Regions from separate parts of the Mus musculus genome. Here regions 1, 3, 4, 5, 6 and 7 are each linked to region 2. The links are chromatin loops, found by intact Hi-C in ENCODE. Cell type or tissue: left cerebral cortex. All regions are shown on one strand. Links, peaks and the distances in the headings refer to the core of each region. The heading gives the core; the rest is flanking DNA. Region 1 has its middle 4.1 kb from the start of Vps13a. Region 2 holds the start of Gm32026 (a long non-coding RNA gene). Region 3 overlaps Gnaq (guanine nucleotide binding protein, alpha q polypeptide). Region 4 overlaps Gnaq (guanine nucleotide binding protein, alpha q polypeptide). Region 5 holds the start of Gnaq (guanine nucleotide binding protein, alpha q polypeptide). Region 6 overlaps Gnaq (guanine nucleotide binding protein, alpha q polypeptide). Region 7 overlaps Gna14 (guanine nucleotide binding protein, alpha 14).

Region 1 (4,505 bases), core at 148-4,147, 720 kb before region 2:
TATAAATAAGGCTGCTATGAACATAGTGGAGCATGTGTTCTTCTTACTGGTTGGAACATCTTCTGGATATATGCCCAGGAGAGGTATTACGGGATCCTCCAGTAGTACTATGTCCAATTTTCTGAGGAATCGCCAGACTGATTTTCAGAGTGGTTGTACAAGCTTGCAATCCCACCAACAATGGAGGAGTGTTCCTCTTTCTCCACATCCTCGCCTGTATCTGCTGTCACCTGAATTTTTGATCTTAGCCATTCTGACTGGTGTGAGGTGGAATCTTTTGATTTGCATTTCCCTGAAGATTAAGGATGCTGAACATTTTTTCAGGTGTTTCTCAGCCATTCGGTATTCCTCAGGTGAGAATTCTTTGTTTAGCTCTGAGCCCCATTTTTAATGGGGTTATTTGATTTTCTGGAGTCCACCTTCTTGAGTTCTTTATATATATTGGATGTTAGTCCCCTAATGATTTAGGATAGGTAAAGATCCTTGCCCACTCTGTTGGTGGTCTTTTTGTCTTATTGACAGTGTCTTTTCCTTACAGAAGCTTTGCAATTTTATGAGGTCCCATTTGTTGATTCTTGGTCTTACAGCACAAGCCATTGATGTTCTAATCAGGAATTTTTCTCCTGTGCCCATATCTTTGAGGTTTTTCCCCACTTTCTCCTCTATAAGTTTCACTATCTCTGGTTTTATGTGGAGTTCCTTGATCCACTTAGATTTGACCTTAGTACAAGGAGATAGGAATGGATCAATTCATATTCTTCTACATGTTAACCGCCAGTTGTGCTAGCACCATTTGTTGAAAATGCTGTCTTTTTTCCACTGGATGGTTTTAGCTCCCTTGTCAAAGATCAAGTGACCATAGATGTGTGGGTTCATTTCTGGATCTTCAATTCTATTCCATTGATTTAGTTGTTTGTCGCTATACCAGTACCATGCAGTTTTTATCACAATTGTTCTGTAGTACAGCTTTAGGTCAGGCATGGTGATTCCACCAGAGGTTCTTTTATCCTTGAGAAGAGTTTTTGCTATCCTAGGTTTTTTGTTATACCAGATAAATTTGCAGATTGCCCTTTCTAATTCGTTGGAGAATTGAGTTGGAATTTTGATCGGGATTGCATTGAATCTGTAGATTGCTTTTGGCAGGATAGCCATTTTTACTATATTGATCCTGCCAATCCATGAGCATGGGAGATCTTTCCATCTTCTGAGATCTTCTTTAATTTCTTTCTCCAGAGACTTGAAGTTCTTATCATACAGATCTTTCACTTCCTTAGTTAGAGTCACGCCAAGGTATTTTATATTATTTGTGACTATTGTGAAGGGTGTTGTTTCCCTAATTTCTTTCTCAGCCTGTTTATTCTTTGTGTAGAGAAAGGCCATTGACTTGAGTTAATTTTATATCCAGCTACTTCACCGAAGCTGTTTAGAGGACTAAATCTGTAAATATATAATCTGTTGAATACCCATGGGGAGAGTGGGTATGCTTCTCTTATTCTTTTTAGTGAAAATGATTTGAGGTTTTCTCCCCCAATTTAGTATAAGCATGGCTATGGAAGGACCTTATAATTTCTATTGAACCTCAAAAAAGTGCAAGTGTCTAACATAACAAGTAAAGAATTAAAATTTTGTTTAGAAATTAATCTGATAACCATACAATATTTGAAGCAAAACTGTGAAACCAAATTTATATTTATTTTCACAAAGTTGCAACCAACTAAGTCTTTCCTTAATTCTACATAAGAAACATAATGATTCAAGGGAGAAAAAAAAAGCAGTAAAAATTAATCAAAATGTCATAAAATAATATTACTAATGTTGACCTTCTAATTTGAAGTTTAGTTTAAAAGATATCTCAAAGTTATTTTATAAAAAATAAGAAGTTGTGTATACCACCAGCATTTAAAAGGGAAGTTTAAATTGGTGATGATAGCCAGGATTGGTGGTACAAACTAAACAAATAAAGATTCCCCAAATTCAGGAGGCAAATCACTGTCAGCCAAGGATACATAATTGGACCCTATTAAAATTATGTTAGTAATAATTTTATTATTATTATCATCATTATTACTATTACTATTATTGTTTCAAAGGTGATTGCTTCAATTCGAAGTAGAAACTTCGAGTTTTCTACAACATGCCACTAGATGGTGCTCTTCTAACTTCCTGGAGGGAAGAAGATCTGCAGCAGTTTGAATTGGTAACTGATGTCTAATTTAACATTTAATGAAACCAAATTAGTGTATCTGACTCAGAATCTCCTTAGATATAAAAAGGAGACTAGATAATTTGAGAATAGTATAAATAGTTAATTATGGTTCTCCTGAGCAGCAACAGCGTATTACTTTCAGGCAGAGATTCTGGAAATCTGTACGTGTTCCTTAGGAAGTACTTTTATGTCTTATCAACAATGAGGAGTTCTAGACATTTGTAGATATTGCTTAATAACTGATCTTTGAACTAAATCTTCCCATCAAAACACATTAACAGTATTCATTAGGTTCAAATATATCAATAGCACTGTTTATAATTATGAATTTATTTTTATGGCTGACATTGCACATGAATTCCGTATAAAGGACAAAAGCTACTTCCACGTGCTGTAGACTTTTCCCCCTTAAATTATCACCGAGGAAGGAACATGAACAGGGAAAGGAAATTGAGATTTCTGTCAATATTCAAAAGTGCAAGTCAGCAGAGAGTTCATTTCTGAAAGATCTCTCATCCGGATAAATTAATATTGACGCAGATGTGGAGGCTGGTTAGAGCGAATGAACAAGGTTAGTCAGGATCGATCGTGCGTTCAGTTCACAGTGGGCTACTGAACATTGTGCTCTTTGCTACCAGACAATCAGAATGAGTTTTGGTACTTCCGATGGATGGCTTATCTTCCTCACTCTTCATTGACCCACTTCAGTTGCCTTCACTTTTTTTTTTTTTTTTTGATAAATGTCTTGGCTTATAATTGCTAGTTTGCATGGACATTGTTTGCTTAGATTTTGCAGACATGATCTAACTTTTTCAGAGAGGCTATAGCATTTCACATTCTCATTTTTAGTATATGAATGACCCTGGTTCTCAATAGTTTCACCAGCATTTGGAGATCATAACTATTTTTAAAAGCTTTACTGCTGGGTTAAATAAGGGAAAAATTCACATGTATGACTGCAGCTCTGATTTCCTTTCCCCAGCTGTTAGTGCTGTTGAACAAGATTTATCTTTGCATTTATGTGTTGCTCAGATCAAGTTTTTAGGCAGACTTTTGAGCGTTCAAATCCAATTCCATATGAGTTGCCCAGTGAGGTTTGGACTGTGTCTGTGTATGTCTTCATCTTCAAAAAAAAAATGCATAGAAAATAGACACTGTCAAAAGCCTTATCATCTAGAGATAGCTGTGGTTAACATTTGGTGAATATATTCCCAGACTTTTGTATATTCTGTACAGTCAAAATTAGCTGACAATTCACAACAATTTAGTCCTTTCTCCCAAGATAAGAGCGATAACCTCTCATTTTATAAATCTTTGTTTTCATTTTAATTCCTGCATTGTTAACCTAGTGTATGCATGTATATGTTAATTTGCCTAGCTTCTCTACTAATGAATATTTAAGTTTGCTTCTTTAAGCAAAGGTTTAATAAATGTTCTTATAAGAATAGGTTTTAATTTTTAAAAATTCTTTTCTTAGCTTAAATCTCTGGAAGGATTGCTAAGGCAAAATTCATACACTTACATACATGTAAGTATGTATACACTAACATATGCACACACAGATGGATCAGCTTGTTGGAACTTACAGGCTGGCATTTACAAAGATTGTGTTTACTTATATTACCATCAATATTGGCTGTAAGATTCTTTAAGAATTTTCTCCTTTGCTTGTCCTTCCAACAAGCTTTGTTTTCTTTCATTTAAAAATAGAAGCAATAAGTCAAAACAAGTTATTATTATTATTATTATTGAGAAATATGTGAATATTCTCAAATATGATGAATCAGGAAGTCCAATTTCGTTTTTGACTTTGGAAAAATTCCTAATACCTCAGTGTCCCTGAGATCATGAAGTTGACTTAGAAACTCCATAAAGGCCCTTCAAAAGAAAAACTATGTGAAACTATGTCAAATAAGCCAGGTGTGGTGACAATAGCCTTTATTCCCAGCATTTGAGAGGTAGAGGCAGGAACATACATCTCCACGAGTTTGAGGTCAACTCCATGTACAGAGTTCAGGAAGATGTGTCTCAGAACAATCACACAACATGCAGCAAACATCCTCAGACCTTGCTGTGACTGTCCTCCTAGCCAGGTGTCCTCCATCTTGTTCAGCTGTAGCCCCTTGTAAAAGGCTTGTCTCAGCTGGTGGAGGAGCGTACCTTGCTGTACTATCACCTGTGGTATGTGACTGTGCTTGAATTGCACATGGCCTCAGGGAGGGACTAGAACGGTGGTTCTCAACTTTCTTATTGCTGAGACCCTTTAACACAGTTCCTCATGTAATGGTGACTCCTAACC
Region 2 (4,505 bases), core at 157-4,156:
AATAGGCAGGAAAATAGGTAGGCAGATGGGCCATGGATAGATATTAAAGATGGTGAACTTCCAAGATGGCTGGCTTCTTTCTTTCCCTCATGACCCGAGACAAAAGTCTAGAAGCTGAAAACAAAGACTTGTGGGCTTTTTTCTTCTGCCAATAGGGCCTCCACTGATGTGGTGTTTCAGCAACTTCAAGGCCAAATTAGGACATGTCTTTCTCCAAACTCCCCAACCCTGAAATAGGGGAGGAAGACCCTTCAGAAACTTAAAACAAACAGTGACTTAGAATTCCGATTGCTGTGATTAAAATAGCAAGGTGGGGAAGAAAGGGTTTATTTGACTTAAACTTCCACATTGTAGCCCATCATTAAAGGAAATCAGGACAGGAACTCAAACAGGGTGGGAATCTGGAAGCAGAAGCTGATGCAGAGGTCATGGAGGGGTGCCACCTACTGGCTTGCTCCCCATGGTTTGCTCAGCCTGCTTTCTTATAGAACCCAGGACCACCAACCCAGGGATAGCACCCCCCCCAACACACACACACACACACACACACACACACACACACACACACACACACAAACGCACACAATGGGCTGGGCCCTCCCACATAGATCACTGATTAATAAAATGCCTTCCAGCTGGATCTGATGGCGGCTTTTTCTCAATTACGATTCCCTCCTCTCGGATAATGCTAGCTTGTGTCAAGCTGACATGAAGTCGGCCAGCACAAATAGTGTTCTAGATTCCTCCACTGCTACTTGTCACTCTGGAGACTTTTTTTTTCCTTTTTTATTCTTTAACTGATGGAGAGAAAAAAATTTAAGGTTCTAGACCATAACAATTGGGCCTCCTGTGAATCCATGTTTAAAGATTTTTTAAAATATTTTTCCTTGTCTTACGTGCATGCAAACATGTTTGCACTTGAGAACAACATTCAGGTGTTGATTCTAGCCTACCACCTGAGTGAAAAAGAAAATGAAATAAGAAAAGAGGAATGTGAAACCAAAAATAGGAACAAGAGTTGTACACCCTGCCTGTTACTGGGAGACTGAAACAGGAAGAACATACCTTGCAGGTTTAGGGTTCTGTTTGCAGTTAAGACAAGAGTAAGCTCCTGTTTGTGTTATACCTGTTTGACCTATTGCACTGGACATGTTTGATCACTAGTGGGCAGAAGGTATGTGGACAGGAAATATGTCAGGATGTACGCTTGCCCCGAATGGACATGATGGGAAGGAAACACAGTGGCCTGGTGGGGTTTAAACTGCTGCAAGGTGTGACTGGTGGCCATTTTCTGGGAACCCCAAAATGGACCCTGACATACATCTTCCTGGACAGTATTTAATTAAAGCTTGCTATAAATGTGGTAGTGGTCCTTTCCCCCTCTACCCCATGGGCATGACTCCTCCTAGAAGATTTTATTGCAGATACAGGGGGTGAAAGCAGGCAGAGGGAAGAGTCCAGGCTGAACATGGCTGACAGACCAAACCAGAACATGAAGGAGAGAGAGGGAGCAAGAACAAGAGCAAGGGAGGAACATATGGCCATTAGAGGCACCCAGGTCAAGAGACCAGAGTATCCAAAATGGCTAAGTTATATAGGGATGAGACAGGGGAAGGGAAGCAGAAGTGTGCCCCTCCTGCTCCCCTAGAGGTTTGGTGTAGCAGACTGGGTGAGAAGTGCCAGAAGGTCCTCAGGTACTGAACACGTGTCCTGGGCTTCTTTGAGACCTAACACCACTACGCAGTCTGATCTTTCTTGCCTGCTACAGGAGCAGCCCTAAGGTTCCAGCCACGTTCCTCCCCATCTCAACACAGATGTACTAAGATTGTGGCTCAAAAAGGGCTGCCAAACCAGTGCTTCCACTCACTGAGCCACCTCCCTGGCCAGGATCAGCATTTTAACAGGATCAAGACATTCTAGTCCACACAGACGTTTGACACTCACCGCATCGGACCTTCGAGCCTTTCAGACGAAGGGTTGTTTGCCCTGGGAATCCATTTTCCCTTATAGCTAAAACTGACAGGGAAGAAAGTCTTCGAGCGCCCTCTGGAGTTCATCATAGGAACTGGGCAGCTTTATAGTGAGGGCTTGGTTTCTTTTTTTGTTCAGAGACATTAGGTGTTAAAATACCACGTGTGCTTTTGAGCCCTTACTAACACCAAACATTGTGATTAGGAATTCACACCAATTATGTCATTCAGATTATCACGCAGGTACTACTATTCCGCAGTTCAGGTGTTTGATCACCTCCTTTCCACATGCTTTTCCTTGGCGTCCAAGACACCCACATCCTTTTTTGTTTGCCTCAGGTCCCTCTGGTCCTTCCTCTTCCGTCTTTGTCTTAGTACCCATCTCCCAGATCTGTTCATCTTCCCCCAGGGATCAGTCCTTGGTTTCTTTTCCTTGTGCGCTCAGCTTCTTAATGAATTCTTTTATCCATATGTCAACAAACCCCACATTTCTATCTTGTGACCAGCGCGCCTCTTGAGACACTCAGGCAGCTGCCTTCTGGACATGTCTGCTGGGACGCCTCAGAGACGCCACAACTGTGTCTCAAAACAAAGTTTTCCTTTCTCCCTTAAACCTCTTCCACTTGAGATTCCTCTTATCTCAGACGATGGAAATTCTCTCCCACTTCAGTCGAGTTGTCATGAATTCATCTCATTCACAGACCTGCTCCGTCCCATAGCCTTCTCCTGGCTGGGAGTCTTGCTACAGCCCCCTCCTTGGTCTTTTTTATCAAACTTTCTTTCCAAGAGACAATTCTCAGGAACCAGAATGGCTTTCATAGAACGCTTCTGAGCTCTACCTAATGTCCTACCAAGCCTCCGGTTTCACTCTGATAAATGGCCCTAAAGGCCCTGCCCAGGCAAGGGTCCCACTGCTTCTCCGACTCTGGCTCCTTTCGCATCCTTCTTCATCCACCCCACTCCAGCGACACGGGTGCTCTTCCTAATACATGCCGGGTAGGAGCACCCCTCCCATCCACTCATCTAACTCCCAGCTCCTGCAAGCACCTATTCCAGCATCACCTAGTCCACAGAGTCTACTCTGTCATTTCTGTTTAAACTTGCAACTTGCCCCTCCCTTCCAAACCCCTTACCACACTGTGCCCTGTCTGTAACATGTTAATGGCTTTCCAACATATTGTCTAATCTAATGGTTACGTTCCTGGGTACTAGTGTTCGTTCCACTAGAATTTTTAACCCCCAAATAGGCAGATGTTTCTGTCCCTTTTGTTTACTAACATGCTCAATATATAGATCACTGACTGAAAGATTTTTAAAATGTCTGGTGAATAAGACATGGCCACATCCTTGACCCTGAGTGCTTCAGTAATTTATTTAAAAAGTAAGTCAGAATAATAAGCATATCTGTTCTTATAGCATTGCAGTCCTATGAAGCCCGGTCTTTGTAGCTTCTGCAGAGAAGGAATGACATACATCGGGGCTGTCTGTCCTCACACACCTCTCCTGGAGCGAAGCTGAGGCCCCACCACTGTGCCTTCCATAGCAATTCAGCACATGGCTGTCTTCTTTACCTGATTTACCTAAGGCAACAATGCTGAGTTACTTAGAGAATTTTCCCTCCAAGCAAAAAGTCATGTGTGGCATTTTCATGGATGATTTCTATTTAAATATGAGTCCCAAGAAATTGTAATTCACACACACACACACACACACAGAGAGAGAGAGAGAGAGAGAGAGAGAGAGAGAGAGAGAGAGAGAGAGAGAGCTATGTAAAGTTGCATTCGGTGGGTTTTCTGTAAGGTTCTTCTGAGCAGGACTGTCTCATCTTCAGATATATCTTCATAAGAGAGGCAACAAACAGCCACCCTGCAGTGTCCTGAGTTGCCAGCGGCTGTATTTGTCATAGGGAAGCAGGCCTGCTGTACAAAGGGCGGTCCCCGGACCTTGTGTTTCTTAAGTTTTCTTGGCCGAATTGACCTGAGTTGCTAGTGCAGATTTTGTCTCTTAACCCGAAGGTGCGTTGATTCCTGGAGCCTTGGGATTCCGAGAGAAGCCGATTGCTGCGTCCTTGCTTACTAATCACTGATCCCACATTCTGTCCTGACCGATGCCAACCTGACCCAGGTCCTCGGGTGCTGTGACCATGGCTGCCGCCATCTGGCTTTGCAAATAAAAACAAACCCAAGGGATTGCTCAGAACTTAATGAATGAAGCATTTCTTTTCCGTAATTTGTTTTTACTTCTAAAAAATGAGACTCCCAAGAAGCACTGCCAGAGAAATGAAAGGATAGGACAGGAAAAGCCCTGCCCTCTGAAAAATCTATCAAGTGCGCCCACACAAGTTCCCAGCAGTCCGACCACACACAGTTCCTCAGATTTATAGCTTAATCTTGCAAAAAATGGGACCGGTTGCTTTGAGAAAAACAGTTAACTGGACAGATTGCCTGAGGGTGAAAGGGTGACTTCTGCCTGGGTCCGTGATTAACTTGCGCAGAGCGTGAGTATCGATCTTAAAAATAAAAACAGCGCAGCGGC
Region 3 (4,505 bases), core at 276-4,275, 280 kb before region 2:
GTTCTTATATAAAGTTAAATACTCAAAATTTATTTTTCAGATTTCTTCTTAAGGCCTGTAGTACAGCCTGGTAAAATGGGATGAGAATACTGACATCTCAGGAGATGCATTTTCCTGTTTTTACACACACACACACACACACACACACACACACACACAGAGCAAGACAACAAAGTTGCCTAGAAGTGAAGGAACAATTTCTATGTCGAAGTGGTCTGCTTTCATAGGGTTTTCTTTCTATTTTAGCCTAGCCTAACACTTAATCAAGACTGCTAGATCTCACAGTCATGCAGCCCGCCTCCTACCGTCTGTGCCCCTGGCATGGGCCTTGGAAAGAAGGCCTGCATGTGGGGATTCACTGAAAGTGAATGCTCTGAAGCTGTAGCTTTTAAGTCTGGGCTCTGGATAAACAGCAACACTGTGAAGGGAACTAGATTTTCATCTTTCTGGATCTGGAATTATCACCATCACATTATAATAATCACTTATGTAACACCAACAACATGCCACTGACTGTCCTATTTCATGTGTTTAGTTAGAGTGAACCTTTACTTTAACCCAAACACAGCCAAGTAAACTGAGGCCCTAGAGTCTCCAACACTGATGGTAGCCGATCTGGGATTGGGATATATGTAATAATAACTAGGTCCTACAACTGCTCCTTTGGAATTTGAGGCACTCTGCATTGTTAACAGGAAATGAACACTGAATGACTCAAGAAAGCCCTATGGTCTTCAAGCCTTAAGCTCCTTTATTGTGATGGGGCATCATGTCAGGAGATCCATATGGATCATGGAGGTCATGTTCCCTAGACCATGGCAGGTGCTTAACAAATAGAAAGTGCCAGAGCCTTCTTATTCCATGTTCAACTCAATGCCAGAAACAGCCTCCTCTCAGCCTACCAAGCAGCAATAGATTGTGGGCCCAACACTGGGCTTGGGACCTGCAGTCACCTCTTGCCACTCGCTGCTCCATACCTCCAGTTTCTTTGTAACACAGCCACCAGTTAAAGCCAATGGCCCTCACACCAGTAGAACATTTTCTGTGAGGCATATCTTTATTCTAAGGATGTTTTCTGAAGACGCCTACCTATAGATGTTCAGGTTAGGAACTTGTTCTTCAGGCGTACTTCAATGCTGTTTTAAACACTTTGAGTAGCCCTAAGCCAAATGGCCATCTTGATGACCTCTTGGTCATCTTGAGGCCTGTATCTTTAGTGAGCTGTGGGTCTTAGACAACCTATGGTACTTATGGCAACTGCAATGAAAACATCAGCCAGTGCCTCGTGATGCATACCCAGGACCTATGCTGGGTAGGAGTGGAATGCATGGGATGGTTCACTCATTATGTGCCCAACACCGGAAGTGTTTGTGAAGGACAGGCAAAGATGCTACTTCCCACTGCAAGCCGCCACAAACTGAGACCAGGTATCAGTCAAGCACAGACACCAGAAACTTGTCCTGGGTCCACAACAAGCCTTGAGCACAGAGGCTCCTCTCTGAGCAGGGCTGCATTTCCTCTTCTCCCTCTGGAATCCGCTCTACTTAGGTGTGACCTGGCTTCTGAAATTCCAAACCATGTCTCTGGTAGCCAGAGGCTCTAAACATCTCTTGTTCTGACAATAGTCTGGCTATTTTCCTGAAACTGAACAAAGGTTATCTATTTTTTGTGTCTCTGTAAAATGACTCTTATTGAGCACTGGCAATTTAATCATAAAACAGGCCATTTCAAATCCAGTCCTTCATACTTTACAAGTTGTGGCATCCCAGCTCTATGGGCAACTCTATGCAAGGCAGAGGAAGCACAGATGGGAATCATGCTGGAAGCATTTGGATTCTATGTTGCCTTTTGTCGGCAAGCTATTTAAGGGATGTGGAGGTAGTGAGATGGGGGCCATTGGGTTTATATTAAGCTACCAGTCAGGATGGCCATGGCTCAATGACAGTTTCTGAATGACTTCACTGGGCACACTAGTCCAGTAACTGGGGCAAACACACAGATCAGTTGTAAACTACGTGTACTAACAGTGTGCACTAATCAGGAGGAACACAGCTAATGTAACTTTAAACAGAAAGGAAAATACAGAAGCATCACATGTTCTTGTCTAAAGGAAATGCAGGGACAGAATGAAGCAGAGCGCCATGGCTCTACATGGCTAACATGGCTGTCCTCTGAGAGGCTCTACCAGCAGCTGACTCAGACAGATGCAGATACTTATAGCCAAGTATTGGACTGAGGTCAGGAGCCCTGTGGAAGAGTTAGGGGAAGGACTGAAGGAGCTGAAAGAGATTTCAAGCCCATAGGAGGAACAACAGTATCAAGTAACTGGACCCCTTGGAGCTCTCAGAGGCTAAGCCACCAACCAAAGAGCATACATGGGCTGGTCGGTGGCCCCTGCACATACATAGCAGAGGACGGCCTTGTCTGGCCTCAGTGGGAAAGGATGCACTTAATCCTGTAGAAACTTGATGTTCCAGGGAAGGGAGATGCTAGTGGGGTGAAATGGAGTGGTTGGGTGGTTGGGTGCGGGGAGCACTCTCTCAGAAGCAAAGGTGAGGGGGAAGGGGAAAAGAACTCATGGAGAAGGGACCGTGAAGGGGGGGGGCAACATTTGGAATGTAAATATATAAATAATAAAAAATTATGGGAAAACCAAAACAACAACAAAAGCCTAAGTTCAGCAGAGAAAGAATTATGTACTGTAACTGCTCCAGGCTCCATGCCCCCTTCCTCCTACTGCCGAAATGAAAATGAGAACAAAGAACAGTCTGAGCAACAAGAAAACTACCTTCTCGCGCGCGCACACACACACACACACACACACACACTTTAGAACGGAACTTGCATGGTGGCATATGCCTACACTCTTGGCCCTTGGGAGGTGGAAGTAGAATTGGGAATTCACTCAAGCACATCCTTGGCTACGCACAAATTTGGGGTTAGCCTAGGCTGCATGAAACCCTGTTTTAACCAACCAACCAACCAACCAACCAACACACCCACCCACCCCAGAGTAGAAACAAAGGTCCCATAAGACAGTGATTCTTCTGAGTATAATAGTCTTTGGTACTTGCAGCTTGGTTGCATTTACATCTATTCCATTTCTCTATCTTAAAGATGGTGTTCATGATTTAACACTTAGAACCTACAACCCAAAAAGGGTTTCCAACTCACTCAATGTGTTAAGACAAAACATTTACAGGCTGTGGTGGTTTGAATAAGAATGACATCCCACCCCCTCCTCCCATCCCCCAGGCTCATATATTTGAATGCTTAATCACCAAGGAACGGTAGTGTTCAGAAAGATGATGAGATATGGCCTTGTTTGAGGAAGTGTCACTAGGAATGGGCTTTGAGGTTTCAAAAGGCCAAATCAGGTCCTGTGAGTGTGTGTGTGTGTGTGTGTGTGTGTGTGTGTGTGTGTGTGTGTATGTGTGTCTGTCTGTCTGTCTGTCTGTCTCTACTTGCAGTTCAGGATGTAGCTCTCATCTACTTCTCCAGTACCAGGCCTGCCTGCCTATCACCATACTCCCTGCCGTGATGGTTATACTAAATGTCTGAAACTGCAGACAAGCCTCGAATTAAATGCTTTCTCTTATAAGAGTTGCCTCATAAGAGAGCTTGTCTCAGTCCAGTTTGGAGGCTGGAATTCTAACATGATGTAGCTCTATCAATGTGGCCACCAGTCAGTCTTGTTCATTAACAATTCATCCTGTGAGACCAACACTGATTTTTCTCTAAGTGAAGTCCTTAGTAACCTAGTCACCTTTGAGTAGATTCCTCTTCTAAAACATTCTTACCATTTATTATTACTATCACAGTGGGAGCCACATACACCCCTGTGGAAACTTAAGCTGTATCCGAATGAGGACAGAGTGAACACTTCCTTTGTTCTTGGGTTGTTAGACTAAGAAGACATGATTTAGGAACCAGACAATAAGGAAGCAAGAGTACTCTCAACTCCTAGTGAGAGCAGCAGCCCTTGGTTCTTCCTGGTTACATGGGCTCCTATGAGCTCCAGCTACAAAGCTATGACTAACATAAACACAGTGAACAATCAAACAGATGCAGAGGTAACAAACAGAAGGTGGAAGGTTTTAACAGACAGAGTCCCAGGATAACTTCTGTGAGATAATGTATCCCAAATATAGTAGGGAATCTGCACCCATGAAATCTCAAAATTATGGTCACCTAAACAAGCCCTGAAAAATGACATGCCAGCATAGAGGGGAAAAAAAATCTCACAAGGCCCCAACCCTACATGAGAAGCTACAGGCAATTATGGCTACTGAGAAGAGAAAATTCAGTCTTTTCCACTATGATTTGTCTAATCAAGTGCTCAGCGCTATACACAAGGGCATATGAGCAATGCTAATATATATATATAACACTAATTATAAAATAAAAGGGATCATGAATTTGAGAGGGAGTGTGTGCATGTATGTGTGGGCAGGGCAATGACATAGGAAGAGCTGGAGGGGAGAGGGGAGGAGCTACCTCTGCAA
Region 4 (4,505 bases), core at 148-4,147, 270 kb before region 2:
TGGTTGTAAAAGTAAGTTAATCTGGATATCCAGATGCTATAAGCTCAAAATATGTAACTCAGAATGCTGGCCTCAGGAACCTTGGTGGTCATCTTAATAGACCCATCACAGATTTAAGAATCAGAGTATTTCTAAAGTGTTACCTACTTCACAGCCATGTGCTTTTGAGCATTATGTGGGGGTAAGATTACACTACAGGTGCAAAGAATGAATAGAGAGGGGAGGGAAGGGGAGGGGAGGAGAGGAGAGGAGAGGAGAGGAGAGGAGAGGAGAGGAGAGGAGAGGAGAGGAGAGGAGAGGAGAGGAGAGGAGAGGAGAGGAGAGGAAAAGTTTTTTTTTTGGCAGAAACAGCATAGCACATGTCAAACTGAGCCCCATGGCAGAGGCATGAGGCAGGGGGCCACAGAAAAGGTGCCTCAGAGCCTCAAGCACAGGCCCACCCTCAGCGAGGAGGCTCTGGAGAGACAATTCAACATTCAACATTCAAGTCAAAGACATTGCTTCGTGGGTCCTTTCCTCAAAGCTCCAAGTAAGTGGTTTGTACTCCAACTAAAAGTATAATTAAGTGACTCTGAAATAGCAAAGTGAAAATGTACTGTTGTTTTTCTCTTCTTAAAAAGTGTTTCAGTTGAAATATCAATACAAACAGCAGCAGTGAGCAGGGGAATAATACATTTCCATTTTGTTTTGCCATATCAATTTATATTAAGTTAATTACCCTACTTTTAAAACCATGAATTTTGAAAACTCTTAAGCATTTTGTTGTGTAAAAAAAAAAACAAAACAAACAAACAAACAAAAAAACCCCAGCACACCTTTTTACTGGTACTGAGAAATTCTGCATTGGTACCAGACAACATGGAGAAAATATCGATATGGAAGTTTTCAATGGCAGGCATGCATGGTGGTTCCTGTCTAATATACAGTTTGAGTAAATGTGATATACTACCAGCAACTAATTTTCTGTGAATTTAAATGGAAATGAAAATTCCAGAATGTTTTTTTTTTGCTTCCTCTTTCATTGATACATTATTTCAAAATCAAACAAAGCTGATGGGTTTAAAGGTGTTAATGAACTCAGTTACTACCTGAAAATGACACTTTGTAAGTCAAAGGGGTATTCGATGATCCCTGTAGTGGGGACTCGAACTCTAAGCACGTCTTGTTGTGTAGGCAGATAGGAAGGGTCGGCTACACGGTCCAAGTCATTCAGATAGCTAGAAGAGGAAGACATGAGAATGTCAGTTACCATCATTCTAATCCCATGGAAAGAGCAAAAACTGAGTCACAGAGAAAAAGGAAAGTCTGTAAGGTGACAGGCTAGGAAGCAGGCAAGGCCACACTTCCCCTGCTCAGAGAAAGGTTCTCCACCCAGTCACCTACTTACCACATTCCCATTTCCTCAGCAGCTGAACTCATGTAAAAGAAGGGAGAGCTGGTAAGAAACTGCAGTGAGTCTCCTAACATCTATTTGTTTAGCAGGCTTGGCTGGTGAATCAAGAGTTAAAGTTTTAAACTATTTATACAAAGTAAATTTGCATAAACCACCATATAATAAAGCTGAGTGTAAGGTCAGGATTTATCTTCTCTGTTGTTTGCAGAACATCAGTCTTTTCCTGGAATGAAGTTTCCTCATTCCCCTGAGAGAAGACAGACAGTATCATACCATGTCTTTAATTATGTCCAAAGCCCAAGTCATTTGTTATTCTTGAAAAGCCATGAGATTTTAAGTTATGATAACAATAATGTCTAATGTCAGATGCTCTTCTTTACAGTCACCTACCCTAACTTTTATGTATCTGACCATGATACTTACGCATTTCCACGGGGTGGGGAGAATCAAACATTGTATTTTTGATTGAAATAATTTTAGACTTACAAGAAACTTCGATCTATCACAGAGAATTCCTTGTATAAATCTTTCAATTGGCTCCCCCTTAATGATAGCATCTTCCTCCTTCTTCTTTTTTTTTTTGTTTTATTTATTTATTATATGTAAGTACACTGTAGCTGTCCTCAGATACTCCAGAAGAGGGCACCAGATTTCGTTACGGATGGTTGTGAGCCACCATGTGGTTGATGTGGTTGCTGGGATTTGAACTTGGGACCTTCGGAAGAGCAGTCGGCTTCATAACAGACCTTAGTTATGTGTATTCACACATATATTACACATACGAGTGTGTGTGTGTGACACACAGTCTATGAAGTTTTGCCACATATACACATCTGTGTAATCACCACCTCAAGCAGGGCACAGAACTTTCCAGCTGGCACCAAGAACCTGACTGGTGTTATCACTGGCACACCTGACCTCTGGCAATTACAGTTCACCATCAGTACGACTCTGTCCTTTCCAAAACCTTTCCCATTCACTTTCCAGGATCTTAAAGTGTAGGACATAAATTGTAATGTCACAAATGGCACAGTTTGACAGATCTGGTGACAGCCAGGTAGAGATGATTGTTCTGAGAAGCACTGCTATGATTTCAAAGAGAAACTATACTCTCCTGGCCCTGAACACAGGGATGGCTTCAAAGGGCATGGCCACAAAGTGACTACCCTGTGAGGAAGAGGCAGAAAAAAGGTGGAGCCATTAACAGAACTGGAAGGAACTAAACCTTCAGCTGGTAAGGACCACAAACAAGATCCAATGAGTTTGAATGTTTGGTGTTCATGGTATTTACAACTCAGTAATTACAAAACTCCTCGGCTGATGACTCTAATTCCTATACAGAGACTCAGTTTAAGCATTAAAGCTTTTATCATGTTATTCTTATTACTGGAGTTTCTTAATGAGTGAGACTCAAATGTGAAACGAAATATTACAAGGGAAGTGTGTGTTACGCCTATATGATTCATGAACTCACAGCAGTAAAGTCCAGCATTAATGAGGAAGTAAAATCTCTGCCCTGTGGGAAGCGTATCAGTCCTCCAAGTTCATGCTCCAGGGCTGTGTCCCAGACACATCAACACTTCTGCAGCCAGAATCGAGCTCTCTACTGACCAGTAAGAGCTCGCTTCTTACCTTCAACTATTATAAAACTGGCTCGGGACCAAAGCGGGTGCTTGGAGAATACAACTGTAAAGCTGTATTTTAGTGAATCTTGGCATACTCCTAGAGCCACCTAATGGATTAACATTCTGAGAATTATCTGTAGAACTATATCTCCTCTACAGATAATGTGGCCCACATCAGATACAAAAGCAAGAAGCTACTCTGGACAAATACAACTTTCTAATTTATCAGATCCTTGATTTGAAAAATTTAAGCTTATATTCTAAAATGTATGTGACCATCATTTTATATACAAGAACTCAGAAATTTCAGAAAAATCAAAGAAGTTTGCATTTACAGTGGCAAGATAAAAATGAAACTAAGAAATATACTTCCATTCTAGTTATGACCACGCACTCAAAAGCGCGAGTACACACACACACACACACACACACGTATGCACGCACACATGTACAAAGAGAGGTCACACACAGAGAGGTCACAAAAGAGGGCTGTTAATTCTTGTGTACACGGTTCTGTGGCAGTCTAGGAATGAAGGGAAATTGTGGTTTTGTTTTTTAAAGATGAACCAAGAGTACCCAATGCTAGCACCATTTTCAAGCACAAATGTATGTTTTCCAGGGATGATATTAAAAATCAGTACACAAAGTGGGAATTTATCTATTCAACTGTGCTGACAGCATCTCTTCCATCAGGAAAAAGTGCAATAACCTCCCCAAAACTGTGTATGCTACATGGAGTCAGGATACATACCTGCAGCTGGAAAGTGACTTGCAAAGGCTCAGCAGCCACCCTATAAAACTGACAGTGGCATATCTCTGTGCATAGGGTACCACTCTCTTTCCTCTTCATCCTTTGTACAGCTCATGTAGAATAACAACTACTTACACTGAACATTTGTTGCTTGCCAAGTTTTGTTCTATTTCAATATTGTCACCATCATGACAGGGAAATAGTCATTTAAAATGTTCCATGCAGACTACAGACATGACTCATTGATTAAGCAGAGGGCTGGGTTTAAGTCACTGTATAGCAGCTCATAACTATCTCTAATTCCACTTCCAGGGCATCTTGATGCCCTCCTCTGTCATGTTGTCAGTACTAGGCTTGTACATGGTGCACAGACATACATACAGACAAAAAACTCATACACATAAAATAAGTAGATTTAAAAAAATGTTCCATATATTTCTGACTAAGTTAAAAGTAAGGATGATCTTGCTGGATAGTCTGGCTTTGTCTCCGTGGGCTGGGGAAGGGAAAGGCTCACTTCATTTGAGGTAGAAAGTCAAATTACTGTAGTTTAGCAAAAGGAAATGGCTGAATAGTATCTGTTTCTATTAGTTGCAGCATAGAACACCTACATCCAACACCAACCATCCCCAACACCCCCTCCAAATAAAAGCAACACAAAACCAAACAAACTCACCAACCAAACAAAAGAGGCACAGTCTTTCTATATAATTATTTTTCTATGGAATGGCTCAGA
Region 5 (4,505 bases), core at 370-4,369, 69 kb before region 2:
GTGTATTCCCCTCTCAGGCATGTAAACCTAGGCCCTCTGACAAACCTAACTCATAGCTGCTGGGAAACCTGGAGCTGTCAAATTTCAGGCAAATAAGTTTGGTCAATGAGACCTCAAATGCCCTGTTCCTAGCTAAACACAAACATATGAAGACTATAAACAAAGGAAAATTAAAAGCCAGGTCTAAGAGAAAAATCTCTAAAACACGTGTCTTTCCTCTTAATTGTATACTGGATCAACATATATTTATCCCACTTGCCCTTGCTTCTCCCTTCTCAATTAAAAAAAAAAAAAAAAGATAAGACATTCCATTTTCAGCCTTGAGAAGAAACAGAAATGATGAGGGTGGACAGGCTTACCCAGTTTCCCCATTGCTCTGGCTTATTCCCCCTGAAACCCATCTTTCTAGTCAGCCCCTTGCCTTCTAGTCTTTATGAACACATTATATGTGCACATTTACCTAACTGGATTTCAATATAAAGACCTTGGTTAAGGGAAGGGAACAGCATTGGGAACCATGTGTGATTATGATATTTTGCTCCTGACGATAAGCAAGCCAGGCCCCAAGGTAATGGGTTCTTGGAGCCAGCACATGGAATGCTCCAGATAGCAAAAAAAAGAAAAATGAAAAGAAAAAAACGGGGGGGGGGGGGGTGTCTTCTCAAATCCCAACAATGCAACATTCTTTTCTTACAGAAATGTTTGTGAAGCGGTAACAAATAAACACAAGTGCAGACATTTTTCAGGCCTGTTCCTGCAAAGCAGTTCTTGCTTCCTACCACAATAGCAATAGTTATGTCATGCTAGCTTGTACATGGACCCTGATCGCTTGATTCCGAACACTCTCTCGGAGATAATAATCAATATAGCTCCTATTTGAAAATAGCATTTTCTTGCTAATTTCATGTTAAGGGAGAATGTTGGGTTGTTGTTTTGTTTTGTTTTGTTTTTTTAAACGCGATCAGAGGGAAATTTTCTCTCACTCTTCCCGTTTTTTCTTGGAGCCCAGATGGCAAGATACTAAAATGTCCGTTTTAAACAAAAGGTTTCTGTTTGTTTCCAGGAGAGTAACTGAGAGGCTGCGCTGGTTTCCAGTAGAAACTGCTGTGAATTCAGGCATACATCTGGGTCGCCTCATTAAACAAAAGACACCCGTCTGCTGTCAACAACCACACAGTACAACACTCCCGGATCCTTCATCTTTATCCGGAAGGAATGGTTCATAGAGACGCCTGTCACCATCCACTGGCCATGCAACTCTCTGGGGTCACTCCTGTCAGTGGCCTGGTGGCTACAGTATAGCACATTTGGGCTAGTCTTCCCGCCCCGCCCCTGCCCAGTACGTTAACCCGGGTTTATTGGAGCGCCAGCCAAGGCTTCCTCAGCACCTTTCCTAGCAGAATCCAGACCGGGGTCTGCTCCCCGTTTCCACCCTTCCCTCTCCACCCCACAACGCGCCACAATGGACGCTGGCCGACCACCGCACTGCACGCCATTGCCCACCCGCGCCGCTCGCGCGGACGCTCAGCCGTCCCGCAGACGCTGTGCACCGAGCACGGCCCTAGCTGACACCAAAGGCGCACGCCGCGGATCCGCGCCCGGGAGCCCCGGCCCTCGGCCCCTGGGTGCGCGCGCGCGGGTGCGGGTGCGGGTGCCGGCCGGGGACGCGCGTGGGGAGGGCAGCGGCGAGCCGGGGCGGGGGGTACCGGGGCCCAAGGGCCGCACTCACCCAGCAGCAGCAGCTTGAGCTCCCGGCGGGCGTCGCGCTTGTCCCTGCGCAGCTGCCGCTCGATCTCGTCGTTGATCCTCCGGGCTTCCTTGGCCTCCTCGCTCAGGCAGCACGCCATGATGGACTCCAGAGTCATTCTTCCGAAGTGCCTCGCTGCAGCCCCGCCGGCGCCCTGCTCACACGCGCGCACACACGCCCTCCGCCCTCGCTCCCCCGAGGCAGCGGCGGCCGCGGAGCCCCGCCGCCCGGGCGCGCGTCAGGGACGAGCTCAGGGGAGCCGCGGTAAAGGAGGCGGCCGGGCCCGCAGCCCAGGCGGGCCGGGAACGAGCGGGGCCGGGAGCCTGGGACGCGCGAGGAAAGGCCGCCGCGCCCCGCCGCGCTCACACGCCGCCTTCTCGGAGAGCGCGCGGCCCTCCAGGCGCCGCCGCCGACGCTGCCCAAGGCTGTGCGCCCAGCGGCCCGAGCTCATCCACCGAGGCGGCCCCGCAGCGAGCGACCGCCGACGGCTCAGCGCGCCCGGCGCGCCCGCTCCTCGCCGCCGCCGCCGCCGCCGCCTGACTCGGCTCCGGGCGCCCTCGGCCTGCCCGCGCCCACTCGGCTCGCTCGCAAACCGGGCAGCCGGCCGCCGCGCGCTCCCCGCCTCCGCCCCCGCCTCCGCCGGACGCCCACCCGGCCCGATTGCCAGGCGCGCCGCGGCTGCTCAGTGCTCGCCCTCCCCCTCGCCACACACACACATTTTCTCCTTTCTCTGAACTGGAGCACAGATCCGGGAGGGGGCGGCGGCGGCGGGAGGAGGAGGAGGAGGACGGGCGCAGGGGGCGGGCACAGCGCAAGGGGCGGGACCGCGGCCCCTCCTGGACAGCTCGCGCTCTCCTCGCCCCGCCCCCGACTGCCCGCCCCGCTCGCCGGCCGCCTCCCTCTGTGCGAGCTCCGGCGCGGCGGTCACGGCCGTTGGAGCGGGTCCGGCAGGCGGACACCGACCTTCGGCTGCCGCTGGGCTGCCGGGGCGTGGTCGGCGAGAATATGGCGGCCTCGGCCTGCCCTCTGGCCGCTGGCGCTGCGGGAGCCCTGCCGGGAGCCCACGCGCTGCGCTCCGGGCCTCTCTGCAGCCGGGCTGCCCTTTCCTATTTCTAAAACGCCATTGGGAAGAAGCTGCCTCGAGTGGCCTCTGACCCAAGATCCATCTTAGAAGATGGGATGCTCTTTACTAGGGAAGAGAAAGGATTGTCACTGGCTCTCTGGGGGTTACTGAGGGATCTGTGGACGGAACTGTCCTCCTTATCTCCAGATAGGAATCTGAATCCTAAAGAGAAAAAAAGAAGCTGCCCAAGTTTCCAAGAGCCTCCTGATCCGTTCCAACTTTTCGGGTCACTGAGGTGGTTTCTGTTTTCCTACCAGCACACTACGTTAAACAGTCTGGTAATGTAGGATTGACCCTTCTACACCGTGACAGTTAAGGATGACTTCTGGGAGAACGCCAAGTAGTACAGAATGAAATGAAAGAGACAGATATGGTGGCTCACACCCATAAACTCCACACTCCACAGGCTGAGGCAGGAGAATTGCTTCCTGAGCAGTATGAGACCTTGTAGCAAAGAAAAGGGGGAGGGAGAGAGAATAAAATAGGAGAAAGTGAAGAAACTAGTATCATTGGAGCAAAATTCTATTTGGTTTTTATACTTCTAATTTGAGGTGGTTTACTAATAAATAGAAAATATCTTGTTCATTCAAGGTTGTATTGGGGAAAAAAAAAGGTTCATTCAATTCAGTGTGTCTCAAACATCAAGAGGAGAATCGTACTATTTTTCCTGACTTTATAGATAGAAGTGGGCGCCTCCACATTTCATGCTTTTCATAAACTGCTCCTGTTGATCTGGGCTGCAATGTAAGATCATACCCATTGCTGCAACTTAAGAATGAAACAAGTCTTGGACTTCAAGGTCTCTCCTCTGGTTTGCCTTATTCTCCACCACCACCACCACCACCCCACCCCATCCCCCACCCCCACCCCCACCCCCACCCCCACCCCCCCACCCCCGTGATACACTGCATGCATACATTCAGCCTCTATGCCAGGACTCAGATGGAGTTGTGGACGTAAAGTCTGTATGTAATACTCTGCTTTTAAAAAAGATACCTTGCCAAAGAAGCAAAGAAGCAAAGAAGGTGAACCTCTCACCCCTTTTATATGAATACCATCAGAGCTGGTGTAGACTAGCTGTGAAAATGAATATTTAGATACTAAAGATTCAGAGTCCAAGGCAGAAATGTAAAATAGAAGAATTGGGCAAGAATTGCAAGTAATACCCAGCCCCCCCTCGTGGGGGTGGGGGTGGGGTGTGTGTGTGTGTGTCCTAGAGAGACACAACAAGCTGGAAAACAAAACGATCAACATTTCATGTCTGGTTTCCTAAGGAGCCCCTGAGACAAATTGTGCCTTTAAAGTGTCAGTAATATATTTTGCTTAACTGACCTCTTTGTTTGTCACTTCTGTCTCAGCCCCAGGGACATGCCCTGGTACAGATATTTAAATTGACAAAAAAAAAAAAAAAAATCAACGTATCACTCACTGGAAAGAAATCAGGAAGTAAGGAATGCCAGCAATGCACAGGACAAAGTTATATAAGGACATCAAGAGGGAAACAGGAAGAGAAAATTCCAAGCATAAACCTTTGATGGATCTGGAAAGCATTTGCTAAGCAAGTGTCCCTATGACTTACATCAAACAAATGGAGTCCATACAGAAACTCACAGTGGTGTTGAGTGTGCTCTAGAA
Region 6 (4,505 bases), core at 360-4,359, 130 kb before region 2:
AAAAAAGGCTTCGTGGCACAAGTCTTCAAATCCAGAACTAAGGGGACTGAAGCAAGACAGTTCAGGGCCAATCTGAGCTGAAGACTGCCTCAAAATAAAGATTAAAACAAGGGTTAGAAGGTTAGATTGTAGCTCAGTGGTATAGTACTTAATTGACATGCTGCAGGTCCTGGGTTCAATCCTGAGAGAGTACTGAAAATTTTACTAAGCGTTCAGTTATTCAGTTCCTTTCAGGGAGACCTAAGTAGCTGGCAAAAGAAAAGAGACACATCCATTCCTCAGAGGTGAAATTTGCTACCCAGACTATAGAGGGTTTCAGCCTTCCACAGGGAAAACTCAGCAAGGCATTTGGAGAAGAACAAGGTCTATTTGTCTTGTCAGCTTTCTGGTTCCTTCTGAATCAATTTTTACAGTGCAACTTCCTTATTTATTTACTTTAAGTATTGTAATTCCCAGAATCTGAAGCACACCCATATTCCAATGTAAGCACAAAAAAATACTACAAAGCCAAATACAAATTGTTTCATGAGGTATTCACCGGAAGCCAGCCATCAAGCAAGGCTGGTTTTCTGTTCTATGTTATCATTTCCTCCTTAAAGGAAGAAACGCATTGATTTACTTATTTATTTTTGAGGCAGTCATATCATATAGCTCCAGCTAGTCTGAGGCTCACCTAACCTAGACCAGTGCTGGACTGATGGCAGTCCTCCCTGCTCAGTTCCCAAGTGCTAGGATTACAAGCATGGACCACCACGCCTGGACTGAGACAGGAATGTTTCAATGAAAATTCACTTATGAGCTTTGCAAACTCAGCACTTAAAATAGATAGAAACTGTAAAGCTGTTTTATTCAAAGTGCATGTAGCTTTAAAAAAAAAAAGTAACATGCTTGAAAGGAAGGTAGCAAAGCTTACTTCCCTACTTTGTAAAATGTTTAATTACCTAGGTTAAAAGAAAGATGCATATTCCAGAATGAAAATATCCTCTTGGGGAAAAAAGTAGTTGCCCTAATTATTCATGGGTGATCTAATTAAACTGCCATTCACAATTCACTAAAGCTATTAATAAACTGGAACCTGGGAAATAGATAATATGAACTTATAGGACTACTAAACATAAAGACAGCCAAGAATTTGTATCTTAAGAATGTGAATTTAAGGCTTTATCTGGGGGGGGGGGGTCCTCTAAAGGTCTCATCCAAAAGCTAGAGACCTAGCTGTTTTTCCTTTGTAAATGAGAAAGCTGAGATCTACCAATGTGAGACAACTGCCTACGTTTGTATCCTCTAACTAATTCCCCATCACTCAAAGCAATCACCACACATCCTGAGCCACATGCACTCACTGTCAGACCAAACAGAATATGCAGCCCGCTTCACTGCTGTCAGGAAAGGAAGAGGGCTTCAGAATTCTTCTTTAATAAATCATAGGACAAAGTCATGTGGGAGGGGGAAGCAGATGCAGAGAGAAGACCAAACTCTGAGGTGGTGACATTACTAACTAAAGAATAGCAACCCCACTGCTGGCTGTCACTGAAATGAAGACAACAGAGCACCTTTGTGTCTGATGTGTGTAGAAAAGGAAGTTCTGGGAATTTCAAGGTGAACAAAATATCCTTATTAGTAATGTACCTGAAGACAAAAGAAGCTTTTTGGCTGAACTAAGGTAGTATTGTACCATCAACACAAACAGCAGAGCAACCACATCTTGCCCAGGTGTCCCTAGGAATCTACTCCCACGAGTCCAAACCTTAAAAAGTTCCACTTCACCAAAAACAAAAACCAGGCAAAGAAAACCACATCGGGGACAGATCAGGAGTGCTGACCATCCCAAATAAGAACAAACAAGCAAGCAAGTCCGGGCTCTACCACTGGACTGCTGAGAAAAATCAAACTTTCAGAGCAAAGCGAAGATGAACACATTAAGCTAGACTTTTCTACATTGAGGCAGTTCTTCATTTTGTGGGAACAGTGTAGCTTCAAGCAGGCCTGGAAGCAGGCAAGAAGCAGTGCCCTATGGCTCAGAGCAAACCAGCTAACTTCTCTATGCGGCACCAGTCCCTACGGATGCCTGCCTACCTCAAACCCTTTGTTTACAGATGAAACAGAGCTAAGGCCTTAGCCAAGGGTGCTACCACACAGTAAAACTCTACCACTATTATGGTAAATAAAGTTTTGCACAATGTAGCCTCATTTGCCCTTTAGGCAATACCCAACCCCTCCCCATGAATAAGCCTGGCCCTTTTAGGTCTACAGCCCTTTTTCTGCCTATTTCCTTTACCCAAATATCCCTCTCTGTCTAGCATCACCTCCCTCATTCTTGTCCTTTAAGTTGGCCAACTCATGTAAGGTCAGTTGGCTGCTCCTTCCATGTCTATTATATGATTACATTTAGATTAGTTACTTACATAACAAGAAAGACATTTGCTTACTGGAAGGGAGCAAGGGACCAGGATCAATCCTGTCAGTGCTTTTCCACCAGGAGGCAGGCAATGAGCACTGATTAGACTGCACTCCCCCAGAGCACATTAGAAAGTAGGGAGCAACCTGAAAGGAGACAAAATGTGCAAAAAGCCATGGCGGGAATGGTGCCAGCAATGTCCTCTGTCTTTTTTAAAGTGTGTAAGCCTCACAAAGCCAAATGCTACTATATGTATGTATGCACACACGTAATGTGTACGCATGCAAGAAACAAGAGACAAAGTGTATATATGAAGTCTGGGAATAAACGTCTCCCCCTGATAATCTGCTTCTCCTCCTGTCAAAAGAATAGATAAAGACTTGTATATGTGTAGAGGGGTTTGGGGGAGCAGGGGTGGTGGAGAGGTGGGGATGAGTTCACGTAGTAATAATTTTTAAGTGCACACTGCTGAATGCCTACATTCACACCAGCACTCCTCCCATCCACACTAGGAAGACTTCAGAGCAGCAGCACATAAATGGTAGGAGGAGAGTGTTTCAGAGCAACGCCTCTCAACCCCTGGGAATGCTACCGAAAGGTCCATTCTGATTCCACAGCTCTCGGGTAGAGCCTGGGATTCTGCGTTTCTGACCAGCTAGCCTGTGATGTCAACACTGTGCATCATGAGAACAGCAAGGAGCACCAGAGCCAAGCACTCGGAATTCATGGCCAGGTCTGCTGCTTAAAAGACAGATGCATGCATGACCTTGAGCGATTCACTAGTCTCCAGATAACTCTCTCCCAGCTGTTTATTTCTTCATTAAGAAAAAAAATAATAATAATAAGATGAAATTCCAGGCCCTGGAATCTCAAGAGACAGAGTGGCTCAAATGAACTGCATCTGATACAACCTGTAACTCCATCTGAGGCACCACCCTGGAAATCTCAGTGTGAAAATGGAGTTTACTCCCCCACCAGAATGTTAATGTAGTTGACACACTTCTCCCTGATGACTACAGCCTCTTGGAGGTGCCCAGAATCAATCAATCAATCAATCAATCAATCAATCTCTCTCTCTCTCTCTCTCTCTCTCTCTCTCTCTCTCTCTCACACACACACACACACACAAAATCCCACACCTCATAGTTTGTGGGGGTTGTTTTGCTTTTCATTTGTTGTCTGTTTACTCTTGAGACAGGGTCTCACTATGTAGCCTTAGTTGGGCTCAAACTCTCAATGTAGACCAGACAGGCCTGGAACTAAAAAAGGCTTGCCTGCCTCTGCCTGGGATTAAAGGCTGAGAAGAAAGACAGGCACCACCACGCCCAATTCAAAGTCTGTGTTTTAAATGAATCTTTAGATTTACTGAAGCAGTCTTCTTGCAGTAATTTTATATATCATTGTTAAAATAGAAAATGATTGCAGATGCTGACAAGTTAAATAACTTGTCTAAGCCCATAGATACAATTCACGGCAAAGCTAGTCTCTTGACTAGCAGAACTACAGGACCCTAAGACTCAGGCGTGTGTACCACCAAACTACAGAACCACAGCCTTAAAACTAGATGCTAGGACACCTCTGCCTCGGCATGGGGATGATGGTCAAGAATAGGGTTTCAGTCCGAAGAGCAGGATGAAAAAGGAATCATCATCATAGCTGTGTTTCAGAATGAGAAACAGAGAAAAATTCAGACTCTGGGGCCTGCAAAGTGGTGTGATGGCTGCTGCCTTCAGTCTCAGCACTCAGAGGCAGAAGCAAGCAGATCTCTGAGTCTCACACATATAGTGAGACCCTGTCTCGAACAAGAGCAATATCCAATTGTGTCTTTATTGAAAACTTTAAAATACTTTATTTTTAAATGCCTGTCTCAGCATTTATACAATAAAAAATACAGAAAATTTTTATTAAATTAGATTTACTCTTATAAAAATCATTCCTTAAGTTGGGTGTTAGTAGTGCACGCCTTTAATCCAAGCTCTAGGGAGGCAGAGAAAGGCAGATCTCTGAGGTTTAGGCCAGCCTGGTCTACAGAGGGAGTTTCAGGACAGCCAGGACTACACAGAGAAACCCTGTCTCAGGGAGGGGAAAAAAAAAAAAAAGATCATTC
Region 7 (4,505 bases), core at 375-4,374, 540 kb before region 2:
GATGCAAAGTAAAACCTCCTGCATATCACTCTGAATGTGGACAATAGAAGGAACTTGCCTGTTGCCTGCTGTTACTTGTAAACTGAAATGCTGACGAAACTCTGTTCTCTTTACAGAGAGCCCAGGTATATCTAGGGTTTCCTGCTGACTGAGCACAGGAGGCGAGCGGACAGGACAGTCTTAGCTCACAATGATCTGACTGTGTAGATTTACAGCGTGTGTACTGCTGGCTAAGTGTGATAGCATCTGCACTTCTGTGCACATCCCATAGACTCCCCTTATTACTGAACTCTTAAAACTGGCATTGGGACATTACAACACTATTTTGCGCCAATTTTGTAAACCTTTACAGTGCAATATTTATTACTTTTCTGAGGCAGGCCAAAGATATATTTCTCAAGGTTCCGCAGCCATCAGCAGCATTTCATGGAGGATTTTTTTATACATTTGTAATAGATAGCGATGAAACAGATTGCAGGGTTTTTGTTGTTGTTGTTGTTGTTGTTATTATTTTTTTAATTAGAAACCATGTACCAAGTTTCTGGTCAAGATTGTGTAGGAGAAGTTAAACATAATTGCATTCTATAAATCAATATGAGTGTCTTTCTTATGCATATAGTTACCTTTAAAGTTCTAAGAACTAAAAAAACAAAAACAAAAACAAAAGCCCTTCAGACAGGCTGTGAAGCTCGGGTGTCAGAGTGCTTGCCTGGTATGCACACAACCCGGGGTAATTCCTTAGCACCTTCTACAACAGATGTGGTGGCACATGTCTGCAATCCCAGAATTCAGGAGGAAAGCTAGGAGGACCAGAAGTTCAGGGTTATGCTGAACTATGTGGAGAGTTCAAGGCCAGCCTAGGCTCCAGACTGTGTCTTCAAAAGTTGTTTAATCACTCAAGTCCTTACAAAAGACCTCACTAGCAATGGAGTGGGTGGCTCTGCTGCTCTCTGTAGCACCACCTAGAGATTTAAAATGCTGGGCCTGCTCCCCAGCTTATTATTTTACTGCACTCAGTCTTCTCCCTTTATCCAATGTTCCACCTCACGCTTACAAATGCCCATGGCCATTTATGACCCAAATTTAGGAAATGTGAAAATAATGCCAGAAATAAATGATCCGTCTTTGAAATGATTTTTGTGTTCTGCAAAGCTAAGGACAAGAACTCATAAGTTTTCAGTCTAGTGCCATTCTGAGTAGTAAGATAACATCGGTGGCTGTGCCAAGGGGGGAAACACACGTTTTCTAGTGTAGCCACACTGTGTACACTGCCCACCTGCCAGTCACTCATTAGCTGTCGCAGCTCTCACACTGTGTCATGGGGTCACACTGCCAATAACGAGTAGCTCTATTCTTAACTACCTTAGTTTTAGCCTGTGTCCATCTCTTGCTGTTACGTTTATAAGTTCATTTTATCATGCTTATGTATGTAAAGAACAAATACAGAATGCAGTATCATTTGTGATTTGGAGCATCTGCTAGGGACTCTGGAAAGCGGTCCAAAATTAGGTTAAGTGGGAGGCAAGGAAGACACACTACAGTGATTGATTAATTGATTGATTGACTGAACCAGCAGACTACATTGTCTGAGATTAGAGGTCACTAACTGGTTGCCACATAGCCCTTAGCACACTATCTGGTACACTCATTTGCACAGTATAAATGACATCTAATTACGCAGACATTACTAGCAGATGACTGAGAACCACTGACTTGGACCAAGAAAATGCACAAGTAACTTATGTCATAGTGGGGGTGGGGGTTGTTGTTCTGTTTCATTTTGCTTTTTTTGCTATTTTGAGACAGGGTCTAACTCAGGTTGCCTGCTGACCTGAAACTCACCTGACTGAGAATGTCTAAGAATGTTTGACCCCCTGCTCTCACTTCTCCAGTGCTGGTAGCTAGGCATGTAACCACCATATCCATGACGCTCAAGGCTGGCAACTACTTCCCTTATTAAATGCTATTGTCTTCTGTACAACTCTGTTCACCTCCCCAGTCACCCCTCACACGCCTGGCAGCGAGCGGACTTGCTTCTGTTTTCAAGATTTACGCTGAGTTAATCTTACAGTCATTCTGGCAAGCGTTCTCCAAATGGATGTAAATCCAGAGGCTCATCTCAGAGCCAGTAACAGTGGGCCGCTTCTGGGAGGAAACAGGAGAACCCACTAGCTTTTGGACAGAATGCTCATCTCATTGGGAGGCTAGCTTCCTCCCCTCTCTGCTGCCAGTCTAGCGTCTTAGTGGTTTCTTTCCTTCTCCCCCCACCCTGCCCCCCGACATCGTGCTTTTCTGCTGATGTAATTAGATCAATTGTGCCAAGCTGGATTGAACTGAGTGCTGCATGGGACAAATGTCTAGGCAAAGTCATTAAAAGCCATGGGCCTTAACGATGCCTTCCCTGACAGCTGCTTTGTCCAGTCCAAGCTAGTTCAGGAAGAGGCCAACATGTAAAAGGAACGGAGTGGGTTTGGGGAGTTTCGTGGTCCTGGGAGGAGGAACCAAACTGCAGGAGCATAAACAAGCTGCAACCCCAAGAAGTAAGCTGTGTGCTCAGTCACCTGTGGGTCACAGCCAGCCCTAGGGGACTCTTAAGAAAGAAGAAATGTTGTGATATCTCCAAGATAGTATGCGATAGAAATTTTGATGATGTTGATGGTTTAAATCTAAAGCTTTATGGATCCCAAATACATTAAGTGGTTGACTTTCTGAGAGGGTCAAATAAGCCAGCCGAGAGGCCTGTGTGCTGGTCTTGCAATGCCAATGTCTATCACTAGAGGGCACTACAAGATCGGCAACCAATTTAAGCAAAGCCTAAGCCCGCCTGCAGTTTCCAGAGGGATACAGAGAGGAAGAAAGCGGAAAAACCACAGGCAGGTGTGTTCTTTGCTTAAATCATAACCTCTGCTCCAAAACTTAGATCCGTTCCACTAAAGGAATCTCCAACTTAATTGGGTGAGAGAAGGTGGCTGCTAACCCCAAGGGACATCTGGGACAGAGAATTAGGGGAGAAGAGGCCAAGAAGCAGGCCAGGAGGTCAGGGGAAACACCCACCCACACACATCCTCACTCCCCCACCCACCCCCACCCACACCCCCTGCCTCTCTGCCTCCTGGGAAGTGAAGCCTTGCAGAGTTGGCTTAGCAGCAGCTGCCGGCTGAGTACTCACTATTTGGCAGAGTCTGACAGCTGGTACTCCCTCCTCCTGTCGTAACACTCCTGGATTCCGGGATCCAGCCACAGCTGCTTGATGGCTGCCACCTGGTCTCTAGAGAGTGCAGTGACCTTGTCTACTTCCACTTCCCTGATGATCTGGGCATTTTCCTGTCCAACGGAAAGGAAATACCACGTTGAGCACAGAAAAGCATGACAGATAAGGGGATGATCTGGGGTGGAGGGCTCTGACAGGTGCTGGGCTGTGCACAGCCAAACCCTCAGAAACCAGAAGACTAGGCGGGGTGATTTGGTTGCTCAGTCTAGAGACGTGAAACAGACCGCACTAGACCTGCGCCTCCAGTCCAGCAATAGCAGAGGCAGCTGCTCAGACCCGGCACCCAGGTGTGAACAGAGACACCCACGCCCTGTAGCCACTTTCACTTTTCCCACTTTCTGTTCATTCCAACATCTATGTAGCCAGCAATGGACATAAACTGTTGTATCAGTCACAAACCAGGATTGTTTGGTTAGAAGTGGACTGGCCCCAGGTGTAAGAACAGGGACACACTCTCTCTGTAAACGGAAAAATCAGTGCCAACTGTCACCCTGCCCTTTTTCTCCCTCTTAAGTTTTTTTTTTTTCCTTTTCTTTTTCTTTGTATTTCTTTGAAGTAGATTTTACTTTGTAGAGCAGCATTAAGATTCAGCAGAAATCTTCAGCTCAACAGAAAGTTCCCATATGCCAGCCACGTAGTCCTGTGCATCAATCAGCGCACAGTTCTTTCCCACCTAGGAACCACTCCCAGATCACCTGCTCTGCACGACAACTACTAGACAGTGTTTATTGTAGCTATTACTCCGTTAGCACACTAAGGATTACAGGCAGGAGCTCTGTGAGAGTGTATGCCCAGTGGATACTTCTCACTTGCAATCCTAGCGCATATCCATCGCACCTGAACCTCTGCATGTGATTCCTTCCACTGTCCTTAGCCAGAGAGCGTGATCCAGGGTCCTGGAGGGCCTTGAGTAGAGCATAGGTACTGTCCCCAACCTTCTGGCTTCCCATTGCCGCTCTGTTGTTTCCTCTTGCCCTATGACTGCCCTCTACCCTCTACATCTGAAGTGGCCATGTGCCTCTGTCTTCAAACAAGTCCGGGAAAACTCCACAAAAGCAGAGTAAAAAATCTCACTTGTGCTTTTATCCAAGAGTTCAGCTCCTTTTCTGCAAGCAGTTGGTGCTTTCTTTGATAATGTGAGCTCAATAAACACATGTGGCACATGTATCTATGTAGCATGTCAGAAATCCACAGCCATGGGATATGACTAGTGTGGGGAGACGCCTTGCAGAGA

What was found. Hi-C counts contacts between places; a loop is a spot of excess contacts. Peaks named below come from ENCODE experiments on the same cell type or tissue, not always from the same donor. Only the 100,000 strongest peaks of a DNase experiment are listed, where the experiment ranks them.
Region 1: it touches region 2 in a loop (4-fold over the local background); 2 of 42 quality-filtered maps call a loop at or near these places.
Region 3: a loop joins it to region 2, with 2.8 times the contacts of the local background. A loop is called at or near these places in 22 of 42 quality-filtered maps.
Region 4: it touches region 2 in a loop (2.4-fold over the local background); 25 of 42 quality-filtered maps call a loop at or near these places.
Region 5: it touches region 2 in a loop (2.9-fold over the local background); 16 of 42 quality-filtered maps call a loop at or near these places.
Region 6: it touches region 2 in a loop (3-fold over the local background); 10 of 42 quality-filtered maps call a loop at or near these places.
Region 7: it touches region 2 in a loop (11-fold over the local background); 24 of 42 quality-filtered maps call a loop at or near these places.

Annotation. Positions count from the first base shown.
Region 1 is chr19:16,782,738-16,787,242 of GRCm38, reverse strand. No RefSeq gene overlaps it. Among named protein-coding and RNA genes, the nearest start is that of Vps13a, 4.1 kb to the right of the region's middle. In left cerebral cortex, for the core only: a CTCF peak has its summit at 2,148 (motif pointing right); a DNase peak (open chromatin) is centred at 2,155.
Region 2 is chr19:16,061,625-16,066,129 of GRCm38, reverse strand. It overlaps Gm32026 (a long non-coding RNA gene), which reads right to left and starts at 2,017. Exons shown (of 4, transcript XR_001782649.1): 1 at 1,945-2,017. In left cerebral cortex, for the core only: CTCF peaks have their summits at 445 (motif pointing left) and 2,059 (motif pointing left); DNase peaks (open chromatin) are centred at 2,026 and 2,459; H3K4me3 peaks cover 823 bases; H3K27ac peaks cover 445 bases.
Region 3 is chr19:16,343,048-16,347,552 of GRCm38, reverse strand. All of the region lies in intron 5 of Gnaq (guanine nucleotide binding protein, alpha q polypeptide), which reads right to left. Among named protein-coding and RNA genes, the nearest start is that of Mir496b, 30 kb to the right of the region's middle. In left cerebral cortex, for the core only: no CTCF peak of the experiment used is centred there; DNase peaks (open chromatin) are centred at 375, 635, 1,522 and 1,851; H3K27ac peaks cover 1,519 bases.
Region 4 is chr19:16,328,789-16,333,293 of GRCm38, reverse strand. It overlaps Gnaq (guanine nucleotide binding protein, alpha q polypeptide), which reads right to left. Exons shown (of 7, transcript NM_008139.6): 4 at 1,089-1,217. Among named protein-coding and RNA genes, the nearest start is that of Mir496b, 16 kb to the right of the region's middle. In left cerebral cortex, for the core only: a CTCF peak has its summit at 2,031 (motif pointing right); a DNase peak (open chromatin) is centred at 3,890.
Region 5 is chr19:16,130,686-16,135,190 of GRCm38, reverse strand. It overlaps Gnaq (guanine nucleotide binding protein, alpha q polypeptide), which reads right to left and starts at 2,507. Exons shown (of 7, transcript NM_008139.6): 1 at 1,730-2,507. The coding sequence starts at 1,865. In left cerebral cortex, for the core only: CTCF peaks have their summits at 1,524 and 2,655; DNase peaks (open chromatin) are centred at 1,282, 1,793 and 2,525; H3K4me3 peaks cover 3,045 bases; H3K27ac peaks cover 2,780 bases.
Region 6 is chr19:16,196,368-16,200,872 of GRCm38, reverse strand. The region is part of intron 1 of Gnaq (guanine nucleotide binding protein, alpha q polypeptide); the gene reads right to left. Among named protein-coding and RNA genes, the nearest start is that of Gnaq, 66 kb to the right of the region's middle. In left cerebral cortex, for the core only: a CTCF peak has its summit at 2,470 (motif pointing right); a DNase peak (open chromatin) is centred at 2,502.
Region 7 is chr19:16,597,759-16,602,263 of GRCm38, reverse strand. Gna14 (guanine nucleotide binding protein, alpha 14) reads right to left here. Exons shown (of 7, transcript NM_008137.4): 3 at 3,170-3,324. Among named protein-coding and RNA genes, the nearest start is that of Gm41811, 17 kb to the right of the region's middle. In left cerebral cortex, for the core only: CTCF peaks have their summits at 980 and 2,759 (motif pointing right); DNase peaks (open chromatin) are centred at 2,794 and 3,213.